Regions from separate parts of the Mus musculus genome. Here region 2 is linked to region 1. Evidence: chromatin loops called from intact Hi-C (ENCODE). Cell type or tissue: heart. All regions are shown on one strand.

Region 1 (8,000 bases):
TTGCTTCTCAACACATGGAAAACATCAATTCCTTTCTCCCAGTTCATTACATTTCTCTTCAAACCTTCACATTACTCAACAAGTTTGGAGTGATATTAAAGTATTTGTTTTGGAATGATAGTAATATATTCTTTATTAAATGAGTCAGAAAAGACAGAGAAAGTATCAGAAGTTTGGCTTCCATATTGTCTTGTAGAACACTTAGTACTGTTCAGTGTCTCGTTAGATTCCCAGAAATATTCATCAGTTTCATCAACACTAAATTAAGTGCCTTCCTTGAGCTATGAGAATTAACTCCAAAAATTATCTGGCAAATGAGTCTAGTCGTTTTATCTGGCCTCCAACCTCTCTCTCTCTCTCTCTCTCTCTCTCTCTCTCTCTCTCTCTCTCTCTCTCTCCTAAATGGGATTCAGTTTTGGACATTCCTACTATGCCTGACATTTTGTGTGGGTGTGATGTGTGATGTTTAATATTAGTTGCTGATTTCCTCAGACTATTAATATATTTTTAGACTTTGGAGAAAAATGAAAGAACAATATGCACTCTTTTCCATCTCCCTGATCCACTTCATAGGCTGGTATGTAGAGACCCTGGGCTAATGTTAGAAATCACTTTACCACCAGTGGCACAGTGGGTGATCAACTCTCTAAGGCTGTCCAGATAACAAGTAAATTCCAATGATAAAGGACTGAAAACATCCCAGTTGGGCCGATTAGTTTTTGTCAACATGATACTAACTATAATCATGTGACAACTGGAAGGAGAGAACGTCAACTGAGCAAATGCCTTTGTCATAGTGGTCTGTAGGCACATCTCTGTGACACTGTCTTGATAGATGTCTGATATGGGGCTGTCTTAACTAAGACAGTTTTACTGCTGTGAACAGACACCATGACCAAGGCAACTCTTTAAAAGGACAACATTTAATTGGGGCTGGCTTACAGGTTCAGTGGTTAATTCCATTATCATCAAGGCAGGAGCATGGCAGCATCCAGGCAGATGTGGATCTGGAGGAGCTAAGAGTTCATCCAAAAGCAGACAGAAGAAGACTGGCTCTCATGTGGTTAGGAGGAAGGTCTCGCTGCTCACCCCAACAGTTACACACTTCCTCCAACAAGGCCACACCTCCTAATAGGGCCACTCCCTGAGTCGAGCATATTCAAGCCACAGTAGGGGCAGACTGCTGAGGTGAGTTCCACCCCTGGCCAGGTGGTCCTGGATTACATAAGAAAGCAAGCCGAACAAGCCAAGAAAGTAAGCCGGCAAACAGCAATGCCCCATGGTCTCTGCTTCAGTTCCTGCCTCCAGGGTCCTGTTTGAGTTTCTGCCCTGACTTCACTGGGTGATAGACAGTGAGGTTGCTTCTGGCCATGGTGCGCATCACAGAGTTAGATAGCAGGTCAAACAGCCAAGCAAACCATTAAGAGTCTGCCTGTCAAGCCGGTTGTGGTGGCGCACACCTTTAATCCCAGGACTCAGGAGGCAGAGGCAGGCAGAATTCTGAGTTCGAGGCCAGCCTGGTCTCCAGAGTGAGTTCCAGGACAGCCAGGGCTACGAAGAGAAAACTTGTCTCAGAAAACCAAACCAAGCCAAACCAAAAAAACAAAAAACAAAAAACAAAAAACAGTCTGCCTGTCTCAGCCCACCATGTATCAGTCTCTGTCATATGAAGGCACACTGTGTCTGACAGATACAAGGGTCCTGTTTCCAGCCTCTCCTCCTTGGTCAACCTCTCTCTCTTGTTTCAATACAAGTCTTCTAGTCTTTCACCCTTCCTCTCTACACGATTGCATTTGGCTGCTCAAAGTTCTTTCCTTACCTACTTTTCCGAGTGTCCTTCCTTGGCAAAGGTGGGATTGAGATCAAATGAGTTATCCCTGCTGCCACGGAGACCAGCAGCCAAGAGGGGAGAAATCTCAAAGGCAGACACGGGTTCCCTAAATGATGGAGAGATTCTCTTTGGTTTACGTGGGGAAAATAATAATAACCAATCTGGGGAGTGTATCTCATCTGATAGAGTGTTTGCCTCTACCAACTACATAGAGCCTTGGGTGTGATCCCCAACACTGCAAAAATCAAGCAAGGTAATGCATACCTCTAATCCTGGTGAGCACTTAGGAGGTGGAGGCAGGAGGGTTAGCAATAGGAGGCTGAGTTATATGAGACAAAGGGGTAGGGGGTGACCCTTGGCTGTTCATTCTGTTGGGTCTTTTCTACCCAGTGTAGTCAGAGCACAGGCATCTGGCGCCTTTGTACTGCTCTACTGTGGTCCACTGAAGTCCACTCAGTGCTGCTGAAGGTTTGGCACACATGATGCCACACAGATACAACGCAGGCTTTGTAAATGCCAGGGGGACAAGCAACCCCTTCTCCATGGGGCTTTCACCCCTTAGAGCTAGCTGCAAATGGGCAGTCTTCAATTGGAGGAGCCTGACTCCTATCACCCCAAGGGGTGACATGACATTCCACTCCAGGCTGTTGGTGGAGCTGGGACAAATTGCACTTGTTTCGGTGAAATACAGCAACTCAGAGGAACAAATAACCCCTTTACCAGTTCCAAGGATCTGCCAGTTCTAGCCCTTTGGGTTGAACCCCAGGGCTAAGGGGATGTCCCACTTTAACTACTCTTTAGGGACAATATATACATTCAGCAATGTATATATATAAGGGCTTATGGAAAATACAAATCCAAATGAAGCCTTTGGATACTAATCATATCTAAGAATGATAAGATGACCCTAAAGATGAGACCCCGAGGCACTCCACCAAAACACTCAGGAAGCCTGGCTTGTTCTAAGAATGGAAAAGGAGAATCTGTTCATCTATCTACTAAGGAACAATAATAAACACTGCCATGCCATTCATTTTAATCTCTGCATCCCCTTTGTGGAAAGGGCAGGAGGTTTAACATTTTTCTGACTCTGTTGTGTCTCATATTTTTGAGTGCCTGGGACATTCAGAAAAGAGAGAAAGATTTCCCAGAGGAAAGCCTGCTGTCAGCTCTTAAACTGGACCGTGAACTGACCCCACCGTCACATTATCCATCTTCGGTGTCAAGGCTCTGTTGCAAGATCTCTGCAAGCCAAATTCCATTACCCACCCACTGCAACCACAGCCAACAGCTCCATCTGCATAAAAGTTGTGAATATCATAGCCAAGGGGCCTGGATACTGGTGCATACTCTGAGGCCTCAGAATTCCATAGAGGAAAGCTGTCCTGATAACTTACGAGTCTCTAGAAGAAGAGTTGGTGCTAGAACAACTACTGTCTAACTCATGGCTCTAGCAACACATGCTTGACACTGGACATCAGACAACAGCTTCCTGATTTGGAAAATGCAAAATCTTCAAGACGTGTCTAGACCTTTGCCCTGCACAAAAACAGTACCAGTCAAGAGAGCCTTCCATTGACGAAATAATGAAGCTGGATCCTCGACCTTACTTGATATACGGAAGTGAGCTCAAGAGTTCAAAAACTTAAACTGGACAGTTGAAGTGATTAAAACCCTTAACAGAGAACATAGTTGTGAGCCTTTGGATTTTGGATTAAACAATGCTTTCTTAGTAACCACAAGCATGAGCAAGAATAAAACCCAGAAGTGAGAGAATTGTAAGTTCAAGTTCACTCTCAGCTCTCTAGCAAGTTTGAGGAAGCAGCCAACAGAACAGGAAGAGCCAATAAACGTTACATTCTATTGGTGACTTATCAGGTGCTGTTCACACTTACTGGAAAAGGGATCTGGAGCAAGAAGCCCTCTCTTGACTCAGTTTCAAAGACATTTATATCAAGTGTCCTCCGAGACCTCCTGTCCCAAGTCAGGCTGAGCCCTGGCTCCTGACAAGGAGAGGGAAATGCAGACAGAAAGTAAACCATTCACAACAGAGGTTGCTATGGTTTCCAATGGCGTGAAATGCTTGTAGAGAGAACAGTAAGGCAAAAACCAAAGCCATCAATGGACAGACCCAATCAGAGCTCCGCTGGTCTGGCCACCGCTTCCTGAGCTGGTTTCTGCTGACTGTCTGTTACTACTATTACTTGCTATCTGTTCTTTTGCTTGCTCCACAATCAGTAAAACCCACGAAGACAGTGTGATCAGAGACCTGAAAAGTGTAGGAGAAAAGACAAGTGTTTCACCCAATAAAATAAACCAAGCAGAACATGGCTGCAGGCACCTGCGCTGGGTTGGCAAGAAGAGAAGCAGAAACCTTATCCCAATATAAGCCAAGTAGCTCTGGCAAAACAATACCAGCAGCTATATACTCAGGACATGCCCACTACCTCACCAGCATCAAATCCAACTGTGGCTTTGTTTTTGTTTTTTTTTTTTTTTTTTTTTTTTTTATTGTTGTTTGATTCTTTCTTTGTTTTGTAAGGGTGATTCCTCTTACAACAGTGGAGAAGAACCCCATTTTCTCATTCTTTGTAACTCAGATACACTGGCTGGATTCCAGATGAAGAGACAATCTATTGTTTAAAACTGAGAAATTCTGGTTTTGTTTTTTTTTTTTTTTTTTTTTTTTTGGTTTTGTTTGTTTGTTTGTTTGGTTGGTTGGTTGGTTGGTTGGTTGGTTGGTTGGTTGGTTGTTTTTTATTTTTTATTTTTTTGTTTTGGTTTGTTTTGGTTTTTTTGTTTTTGTTTTTTTGAGACAGGATTTCTCTGTGTAGCCCTGGCTAACCTGGAACTCACTCTGTAGACCAGGCTGGCCTCGAACTCAGAAATCTGCCTGCCACAGCCCCAGGGTGAGAGGTGAATCATCCAGTCAGTAATCTGGCTCATGGACCCAACAGGGAATTCTCAAAAGAGGAAACACAAAGGGACGATAAATACTTGGGAAAATGTTCAACACCCTATGTCATAAGGGCAGTGCAAATTGAAACAGCTTTGAGAGTCTACCTCATTCCTGTCAACTGGCTGTCATCAAGAAACAAATGACAGTATCATTAATAGTGTCAGTGTTAAGGATTGGTGCTTGTCCATGGAATGACTCTCAAGTTGGGCTGGTTATTGGTTGGTGTCTTAGTTAGGGTTTTACTCCTGTGAAGAGGAGCCATGACCACTGTGACACACTTACTTCAACAGGGACACACCTTCTAATAGTGCCACTCCCTGGGCAGAGCATATACAAACTATCACTTTCCACTCCCTTGGTCCCCAGAGGCTTATCTATGGAAGCCACACCTAAACACAGCATAATGCAAAATACATTTAGTCCAACTTCAAAAGTCCCCATAGTCTGTAGTAGTCTCAACAGTGTTAAAAGTCCCAGAGTTCAAGGTCCTTCTGAGATTCATCCAATCACTTAACTGTAATCCCCAAAGCAAGACAGGAAACCAGTTGGGCAAACTCCAAATTCAGCATTTCCATGTCTGATGTCAAAGCAGTCTTTAGATCTCCAACTCCTTTTTCATCTTTGTTGACTGCAACAAAGGGCTGGTGTCTCTTCTCCATCTCTGCCCTCTGTAGCACTCTAAGCTCCGGTTGATCCACTCCACTCCTGCTGCTGTTCTTGGTGATCATCCCATGGTACTGGCATCTCTAGTATGCTAGGGTCTTCCACTGCAACTAGGCTTCACCAATAGGCTCTCTTCATGGTGCCAAGCCTCAAATTCTTTGCCTGATCCCTTCAGTCTTGGTCCATCAACTGCAACTGAGGCTGCACCTTCACCAATGGCCTTCCATGGCCTCTCATAATGCCAAGCCTTAGCTGCTCTACATGACCCCTTCATGCCTTCAAAACCAGTACCACCTGGGTGACTCTTCCACATTACCAAGTACAGCTGTAGCATGAGGTACAACCTTGACTATCTCTAGAACACAGCTTCTTCCTGCTCTCAGAAAACACTTCCTAGAAGATTTTATCTAAGCGATGTTGGTCTCTTCTTAATCACTGCTAATTTCTTAGCTCCAGCTAACCAGCATCAATTGTCCCAGTAGTCCCTTTTATTCTGTATTCTAAAGCCAGAGCCATGTGGCCAAAGCTGCCAAGTTCTGCTGCTTGCTGGAGCTCGAACATGGTCCCCTTGTTCTATTACATTCTCACCAGCTCTCTGTTTTCTAATTCCTTCATTGCCTAAGTTTGGCTGTCCTGGAACTTGCTCTGTAGACTGACTTTGAACTCAAAGATCTGCTTGTCTTTGCCTTCTGGGATTAAAGGCTTGTACTACCATGCCTGGACCTAAATTTAGCTGGGTGGGATCTTGCTGCAATGTTACTACTCCCTTAATTCAATTTAACATCCTTGAACACAGGATTCAGCTCCATTCCACTTCCTGGTGCCCTTTTAATACTCCAACCATGTATTTTATATTTTTCCTTTATTAGCTTGATATGCTTGTTTAAAATGCTCTTCATAAGACTTAACCAGAGAACAAAGTCTATGCTGGGAGTTTCTGAGACTTCATTTGTCAGTGAAATTAAGCTGAGTCTCTTCACCTTAGCCTCAAGCAGATTCTTTGGACACTGGCAAAAAGCAGCCACATTCTTCACCAAAATATCACAGAAACAGTCTCTCAGCCACATGCTAAAATTCTTCTCCTCTGAAACCTCTAGAAACAGGCTTCCACAGTTCAAGTCTCCCTCAGAAACAAAGTCTTCCTTATTCCCACTAGGACAGCCCATTAAGCCCCGCTTAAAGCAATCCACCGCTTTCCAAGTCCAAAGTCCTCAAATTCACATTTTTTCAAAACAAAAGCATGGTTAGGCCTATCACAGCAATACCCCAGTCCCTGGTACCAACTTCTGTCTTAGGGTTTTACTGTTGTGAACAGACACCATGACCAAGGCAACTCTTGTAAGGACAACGTTTAATTGGGGCTGGCTTACAGGTTCAGAGGTTCAGTCCATTATCATCAAGGCAGACGTATGGCAGCATCTAGGCAGGAATGGTACAGACAGAGCCAAGAATTCTATATCTTCATCTGAAGGCTGTTAGCAGAATACGGGCTTCCAGACACCTAGGCTGAGGGTCTTAAAGCTCACACCCACAGTAACACACCTACTCCAACAAGGCCACACCTACTCCAACAGGGCCACACCTTCTAATAGTGCCACTCCCTGGGTCGAACATATACAAACCATCACAGTTGGCCATTCCCTCAGTCTCCATCCCTTGACCCTGCATTTCTTGTAGACAGGATGAATTTTGGGTCAAAAGTTTTATGGGTGGGTTGCTGTCCCAGGAGTCTAGCATGGCTGTCCTCTGAGATGCTCCGCCTAGCAGCTGACTCAAAAAGATACAGACACCCACCCAAACAGTGGATGGAGCTTGGAGACACTTATGGAAGAACAGGAGAAAGGATTGTGGGCCCCCATAGGAACTTCACAGGAAGACCAACCGAGTCAACTAACCTGGACCTTTGGGGCTCTTAGAAACTGAACCACCAACCAAAGAACATACACAGGCTGGACCTAGGCCTCCCTGCACGTAGGTAGCAGATGTGCAGCTGGGTCTTCATGTGGGTCCTGAACAGCTGGAATAGGGTTTATCCCAAAAGCTATTGTCTATATGTGAGATGTATTCTAGCTGGATTTTCTTGTCTGGCCTCAATGAGTGAGGGTTTGTTTAGCCTCACTAGAGACTTAAAGTAACAGGGTCAGGGGATTCTCAGAGGAGCTCCCACCTGCTCAGAGGAGAAGGGGGATGGGGGAAGGATTGTGAGAGAGAATAACTGGGAGGGGGCAGTGAGCATGATATAAGGTGGATAAGTAAAAATAATAAATAAATAAATAAATAAATAAATAAATAAATAAATAAATAGGGGCTGGAGAGATGGCTCAGTGGGTAAGAGCACTGACTGCTCTTCTGAAGGTCCTGAGTTCAAGTTCCAGCAACCACATGGTGGCTCACAACCACACATAATGAGACCTGACACCCTCTTCTGGTGTGTCTCAAGTCAGCTACAGTATACTTATGAATAATAATAAATAAATTAAATAAATAAATAAAAAATGTAAAATAGCTAGCTGGAGATGGAAGCTAAGTGAAACTGTAGGTAAACCA
Region 2 (8,000 bases), 110 kb before region 1:
CATCTGTCACATTATGTAAGAAAATAAGTAAGTATAGTAGTAGATGCAAGAGTCAGGCAAGTGAGCTTTAAAATAGTTAAATCATTTTAAAATAATCTTACCTAGGGCTGGTGAGATGACTCAGCTGATGGTTGCATTGTTGGCTAGAGTTCAGTTTCCATGACCCACATGTTGGAAAGAGAGAACCTGTCCTCTGATGTCCACGGATGCATTGCAGCATGCAGGCCTATACACATCCCCTCTCATTCCCAGTGTGTCCTTCTCTCTCATATAATACGAATGTTATATAATGCATGCTTGTGTTTTTTGTAAATTCATCTTTAAACACACCATGCATTTATATTTTTGAAGCGTTTTCCTAAATTGATGGCTGACATGATTCTTAAGACAGAAACATGACTAATTTCATACTCTGGTCTTGGGATCGTTGGTGACAGATTAAAGGGACAGATTCACGGACCCAGACTTCAGAATCACACCTTATCCTGTCAGTATCACCTACTGGCCTGGTTGTTATGCTGTCTGTCAAGCCAGACAGTAGTTAGCTGCTAATCTCTTTAAGTGCATATGGAATGGTCGTAAAGATCTTCCCTTAGTCAAGAAACAAGCCTTAACAAAAATTATCAAGCTAAATATTCTCTGACCATGAGTGAATCAAACTACAAATTAGTGACTAAAAGCAGGGGAGATGGCTCAATGCATAAACTGCTTGACTGATATGCATAAGAGACCAGGTTTACACCCCAGGATTCACCTAAGTGCTGGTGCATTAATACACTTCTGTTTCTAATCTTAGGACTAGGGAGCCAGAGACAGGAGAATCTCTGCAGCTTGCTACCTAGACATTCTAGCCAATTCAGTGAGCTTACAGATTCAGATGAAAGATTTTGTCTTTAAAAAATATGGTGATCTCCCGTCAATAAGACAAAAAGACCACCAACAGATTGGGAAAGGATCTTACTTATCCTAAATCAGATAGAGGACTAATATCCAATATATATAAAGAACTCAAGAAGGTGGACTCCAGAAAATCAAATAACCCTCTTAAAAATAGGGCTCCAAACTGAACAAAGAATTCTCACCTGAGGAATACCGAATGGCAGAGAAACACCTGAAAAAAATGTTCAATATCCTTAATCATCAGGAAAATGCAAATCAAAACAACCCTGAGATTCCACCTCACACCAGTCAGAATGGCTAAGATCAAAAATTCAGGTGACAGCAGATGCTGGCGAGGATGTGGAGAAAGAGGAACACTCCTCCATTGCTGGTGGGATTGCAAGCTTGTACAACCACTCTGGAAATCAGTCTGGCGGTTCCTTAGAAAATTGGACATAGTGCTACCAGAGGATCCAGCAACACCTCTCCTGGGCATATATCCAGAAGATGTCCCAATCGATAAGAAGGACACATGCTCCACTATGTTCATAGCAGCCTTATTTATAATAGCCAGAAGCTGGAAAGAACCCAGATGCCCCTCAACAGAGGAATGGATACAGAAAATGTGGTACATTTACACAATGGAGTACTACTCAGCTATTAAAAAGAATGAATTTATGAAATTCCTAGCCAAATGGATGGACCTGGAGGGCATCATCCTGAGTGAGGTAACACAATCACAAAGGAACTCACACAATATGTACTCATTGATAAGTGGATATTAGCCCAAAACTTAGGATACCCAAGATATAAGATACAATTTGCTAAATGCATGAAACTCAAGAAGAATGAAGACAAAAGTGTGGACACTGTGCCCCTTCTTAGAATTGGGAACAAAACACCCATGGAAGGAGTTACAGAGACAAAGTTTGGAGCTGTGACGAAAGGATGGACCATCTAGAGACTGCCATATTCAGGGATCCACCCCATAATCAGCTTCCAAACGCCTACACCATTGCATACACTAGCAAGATTTTGCTGAAAGGACTCACATATAGCTGTCTCTTGTGAGACTATGCAGGGGCCTAGCAAACACAGAAGTGGATGCTCACAGTCAGCTATTAGATGGATCACAGGGCTCCCAATGGAGGAGCTAGAGAAAGTACCCAAGGAGCTAAAGGGATCTGCAACCCTATAGGTGGAACAACATTATGAACTAACCAGTACCCCAGAGCTCTTGACTCTAGCTGCATATATATCAAAAGATGGCCTAGTCGGCCATCACTGGAAAGAGAGGCCCATTGGACTTGCAAACTTTATATGCCCCAGTACAGGGGAACGCCAGGCCCAAAAAAAATGGGAATGGGTGGGTAGGGAAGTGGGGGGGAGGGTATGGGGGACTTTTGGGATAGCATTGGAAATGTAATTGAGGAAAATATGTAATAAAAAAAGAAAAAAAATATGGTGATCTCTACAGGCTTTATCTCCCCTTTGTTGGGTATTTAAGCTAATGTTATCCCAGTTGGGTCCTGGGAGCCTCTCCCTTCCCAGGCAATCTGGGACTTTCTAGTGCCACTCCCCGCCCCCCCCCCCCCCCCCCCGTTCCCCACCTCCACTGCTACATATTTCTATTCATTTTCTGGACCCTCTGGATTTCTCTCCTGTCTCTTCCCATACCTGCTCCTGCCCCCCCCCCGTTTTCCCTCCCCCACCTCTCTCCCTCCCAGGTCCCTCCCTCCCTCCCTCCACCTCCATTAGATAGGCATGACCCACCCATGTCAAAAATGTTAACACAGAATTTTTCCTGTCTAAAGGAAATGCAGGGACAAAACATGGAGCAGAGGCCAAAGAAAAGGCCATCTAGACACTACCCCACCTTGAGATCCATCCCCAGAGCTCCCAGGTACTAAACCATCAACAAAGAATACACATGGAGGGACCCCATGGCTCCAGCTACATATGTAGCAGAGGATGGCCTTATCTGGCAACAATGGGAGGGGAGGCTCCAGGTCCTGTGGAGGCTTGATGGGTCAGCATAAAGGATGCTAGAGTGGTGAGGCAGGAGTGGGTGGGTAAGTGGATGAGAGAGCAAAGGGGAGGGGAGATGGGATGGGTAGTTTGTGAGGAGAAACCAGAAGGGGCACAATATTTGAAATATAAAATAACCAATAAAAGCTTAAGTTCATTGGTTAAAAATAATAATAAGGTGGATTGGGGACTGGAGAGGTGGCTCAGGGATAAAGAGCACAGTTGCTCTTGCAGAGGACCCAGATTCAGTTCCCATACGGTAATCTGCAATCTGTAACTCCAGTTCCAAGGGATTTGACTCAATTCTTAACCCCACGGACACAAGGTATGCACTTGATGTATGCGCATGCACAGACGTACAACCAAAACACCCAAACACATAAGATAAAATAAATAAACCTTTTTAAAATAAAAATTACGGTGATACATAGAGAAACCCTGTCTCTAAAACAAACAAACAACAACAAAAAAAAACAGTATAATGAATTTGTTTTTTAATTGTGTGAGAATTTCATACATGTATTACATTTACATAATTTCCCCTCTAATTTTTCCTGTGTGTCTACTCAATTCCCTCTCAAATTCATGGCATCTTAATTTCTATTGTACACACACATACACACACATACACACACACACACCCCTAATGTCTTTTAACATTGTTCATATGTACCCGTCTTTAGGGCTGACCACTTGGGATTGGATGAACTACAAGACTTTTTTCTGGAGAGCACTGGTTCTCCGTTCCTCACCAGTCATTGGTTGCCTATATCTCTTTATCTAGGAGTAGACCCTAGAAATTTTACCTCTTCCTGTTGGCATGTCAGCTGTGGTTGTCATTATGTAAGTTTCCTTTAGGCAGATATATTGTTGCAACCTCCCGGGAGCAGCAATCCTGTCTAGAAGATATTGTCCAGCAGCCATATAGCCTAGTCCTCTGATTCACATCCCTTCTTCCAGGATGTTCCCTGAACTTATATTATGGGTGTACATAATGTGTTGGGTCTGGGTACCTCTTGGCGACCAGTTATGGATCCTTGTAGTAGCCTCAGTTAGATGCAAAAGGAAGCTTCTTGAAGAAGCATGAGAACTACATTCAACTGTAGGCATAAGAAGTATTTAAAATGCAGTTAGAAATTATATTGCTTAAGAAAAATAGCAGTGGTACATTCTCCTCTAGGGTCTATGACCGCTACATCCACAGAGAGTTGACTAGGTTTAGAATATCAAACACAATTTCCTTCTGATTGAGAAGGCTTGGTGTTCAATTATATAGCTGTTGGATACCCCCAAGGTAAATAATGCCACAGTTACACCAGTCAGAAAAATAATAGCATGGTACACAGTAATATATAATTAAAATAATATATAATAAAATAGCATATTCATAATCCATGATTAGTGTTTATTAAGCAAATGGCAATCAAGCTGCAAAAATAACAGAAATATGGACAGCACTTGATGAAGACCCTTGATGTCTATCTCTTTCCTCCAGGAGCAGAAGGGACATACAAGATAATTGTCTCCAGTATCTAGAATGAAGACCCTAAAACCTACTCCATAAATCAACAGTCAAGACTAAAGCTCAGCGGGAACTGGAAAAAAATCACCAGAGAACTAAATGAAAGCAAAACTGAGAAATAAGAATGAAAATCCTGAGTGAAGAAGTCAGAAGCCCAGGGCTGTGGGTGGAGAGAAAGCTTTCCTCCGATAACACAGCTCTCTGATTTACCACCTTCCAGTTTAAAAGCAACGCATTAAATGTTGCTCTCCAGCTTAGGCATCCTGCAAGCTTGGGAATATTGAATTTCCTCCGTTATACAGCCACATGGCCAGGTGACCAAATATAACTGGCACCGCCCTGCGGGGGCTGGCTGCACAGCGGTAAAAGAGGAGCAGCCATGCGCGGTCACGTGTCCGTGGTGTTTGGCAAGACCAACCCAGAGCTGAGATCATAAACTCCCGCTGAGAGCAGCTTTCACCAGTCGCGTTCACGGACAGCAAACAGTTAAACTCTAGAAAGGTGCTGGAGAATAGGGGGAGGGGAAGGTGTCTCACTTTATTATTCTAAACAGAGCCCGTGATTAAATGGTGCGGCTGGAGTCCCTGCTTGGCATTTCCCGAAAGTAAGTTTCTGAGATTTTGTTTTCCTTATCAGGTTTATTTGTTTGGGCATCGGGATTATTATTGTTGTTGTTATAATAAAAAAATGAACCGTTTTATGAGCTGAATGCTAACCATCTGTGTCAAAGTTGGTTTTTTAAAAATCAGTGGGCTATTCTGAAATGTTTTGGTGTCTGGTGTGTAATATTAAATAGAGCAAGGTATTCAATTAAAATATATACCTTTATATCATGATGTTCTGCTGAGCCATAAAATGAGTGTGCGAATGAGCTGAAATTGGCCAACAGACTGACTGTCAAGCTGAGACACTTCAGGATTGAGTGGGAAGCTTGTACTGCCTCTGGAGTTATTTGCTTTGATGATGTAATTTGGCAATCTGGGGTTAACTTTTCTGAGACTGCTTCCGGAGAGGGTTCACAGAACACTTGATGAATAGCAAGCTGTGACTGTTCTTGGATCTCTGGCTGTTCTGACACCGTGGGGGAAATGAGAATGTGAAATGTGCAGGGCTCTCCTGTCTCACAGCCTAACTTTGAATGTTCATCCTTCAGCACAGAAGTGTCAGCCTCCCAGGGCAACAGGGGAGGAGAAACACTTAGTCTCTCGCCCTCTGTCTCTGTCTGTCTCTGTCTCTGTCTCTGTCTCTGTCTCTGTCTCTGTCTCTGTCTCTGTCTGTCTGTCTGTCTGTCTGTCTCTCCCTCCCTTCCCCTTTCTCCTCCTCCCCCCCCCCCCCCCACTTAAACATTTTGGATATTATTTATGCCACAGATAAGGAGGGTTCATGTCTTCAGTATTTTTACAAATCGCAGAACACACACACCAGGAGTGGACAGACAAGGAGGCGATTTTAATTTACAAATAAAATCAGAGAAGTTGCAGACAAGAGTGCAGTTGCCTGCAGGGCTGTGCCTGATTCTGTATTGAGATCTCTACTCAGACAACTCTGCCACCCCAACAGACTACACAGTCCCCTCAGAAGTTGTTCCCTCTGGATTATCCGGACTGAGAACAACTCATGAGGCACCTTAGCGGCCCCTCAGTGGGCACTCCAACCTGATGCAGCTCCACTCTTGGCATCCATTCCTTCCTTCTCTCTTTCCATGAGTTGTCTCCTTTCTTTTCTTGCCTGTCTGCCTTGCCTGGGACCTCCTTTAACAGCCCTATGCAGGTTCCTCCTGTGGCAATAGCCCCTGAGCCTGCTTCAGCCATTGTGTCTCCCATTAGACTGGCCAGGACTTATCACCTGAGCTTCGACTCTAGAGAATCCACGAGAGTGAGCTCTCTGTGTGTGGTAAACATGAGGAGCACTTCTGGTAAGGACCCACCAGCTTGTTGCTGTGGATCATCGTGTGGGGTTCATCCCTAGCACTCGCTTCAGTTCTTAGGACTTAGAACCAATTTTATGGTATTCACCATGGAGCTACTGACTTTGTGGTCAAAAGCCCGGGCCATTCACGCCCCTGGCTTCCCAGAAATCTGATAAGCATGGGATTCTGGGGAGCCTTCCCTTTCATGATTCAGCTTAGGTATCCAGTGTCCTCCCTCAGGAAAAAAAAAATGCTTTTGAAGAGCATTTACATCCCTTAGTTTGCAGAAGAGGTTTCACCAGAGCATGTTTGCATAGTATTGATTGTTGAAGTTGTAGCAGGAGGTGGTGTTATTATGCACTAAAACATCTTCTGCAGGAAATTTTACATTCCCATTTAATTATTTATATATATATATATATATATATATATATATATATATATATATGCAAATCCCCTTATCAAATCACCCACTGATATTTACACACAAACACACCTGCCCACCCCCTCTCCTATAGATGATCTTCCCTCTCTTCCTTCGGTGTTGAATTAGCTAAAGCTGTGGTTTGCTGCACACCTGTGGGAAAGTTTGTTCTGTTCTGCTAAGTAGTCTCTATGGCAGTACAATAATGCTGTTCTCTTCAGCCGGTTCTGGGCAAAGCCCCTGGAATGCCCTCCTGCGTACTGCCTCACACACAAGGCAAAGGATCATGAATTCCCAATCCAGATGAAGCCAGTCCAGAGCCACTACCTGGAGTTTCTACCTCTGCCTCCCAGATACAACACCTCACCACAGAAATGACCATTCACTGGAAAGATAACAGATTATTATTCGTAGACATAAATCTATTTGTGCTTACTTCAGATTAAAAGTTGAGTCACATTTCTGTATAATAACCGGATCAGTTAGAATCTATCCGAGAGCTCATATATGTAGACAGTATTTGTAAAAGATAAATCGTAATAAGAGCTGTGAAATTTTCATAAAATAAATCACAGTTCTTTGGGAAAATTAAGAGCAACCATTAAAGATATATGAATACCTTTATAATGTGCTTTGAACAGGACAGGAAATTGAGGAAAGGAAAAAAATATTTAACAGCTCAGCAAAAAATGATAAGAATATAAAAAGTATGATTAGAATAGAGGTAAATAAAATCAAATATAAGAATAAAACATAGTGAGAGATTATCCAAAGCAAAGGTTCATACATAATTTAATTCACTTTAAAAATATTATTATTTATTAATTAGGTTTTAAACAACAGAACAGTTGTCAGTATTTTATGAACCAAATATTTGAAACGTCAGCCAATGCTTTAAAGTAAAGAGCTAGATAAAGGTGTGTGCAGACAAATGTTAACCGGGAGAAACATGGGGTGTCTGTGTTGCTTTAAGAAATCCAAGTCGTCCCCCCACCCAAACACACACACACACACACACACACACACACACACACACACACACACACACACTACATAGCTGGGATAGTGGCACTGTGTCTTAAGCTTTTCACCATTCAATTCTACTACAATAGTAGCAGAGTCAGAGGAGGGCAAGCAGACACACCCCAGGCCTCCAACATCTACCATGGCATTACTGTTCCCTTCTGTAGTCAAAACAGTAGTCAGCTTGCTTGCTTGCTTTTATTGGTTATTTTGTT

Evidence for each region. A loop is a pair of places that touch in the nucleus more often than their neighbours do. Peaks named below come from ENCODE experiments on the same cell type or tissue, not always from the same donor. Only the 100,000 strongest peaks of a DNase experiment are listed, where the experiment ranks them.
Region 2: it touches region 1 in a loop (2.7-fold over the local background); 3 of 42 quality-filtered maps call a loop at or near these places.

What each region holds. Positions count from the first base shown.
Region 1 is chr11:109,880,101-109,888,100 of GRCm38, reverse strand. No RefSeq gene overlaps it. Among named protein-coding and RNA genes, the nearest start is that of 1700023C21Rik, 38 kb to the right of the region's middle. In heart, no CTCF peak of the experiment used is centred here; DNase peaks (open chromatin) are centred at 2,380 and 3,110.
Region 2 is chr11:109,992,645-110,000,644 of GRCm38, reverse strand. It overlaps Abca8b (ATP-binding cassette, sub-family A (ABC1), member 8b), which reads left to right and starts at 4,800. Exons shown (of 39, transcript NM_013851.3): 1 at 4,800-5,033. In heart, no CTCF peak of the experiment used is centred here; DNase peaks (open chromatin) are centred at 4,814 and 5,464; H3K4me3 peaks cover 1,416 bases; H3K27ac peaks cover 1,966 bases.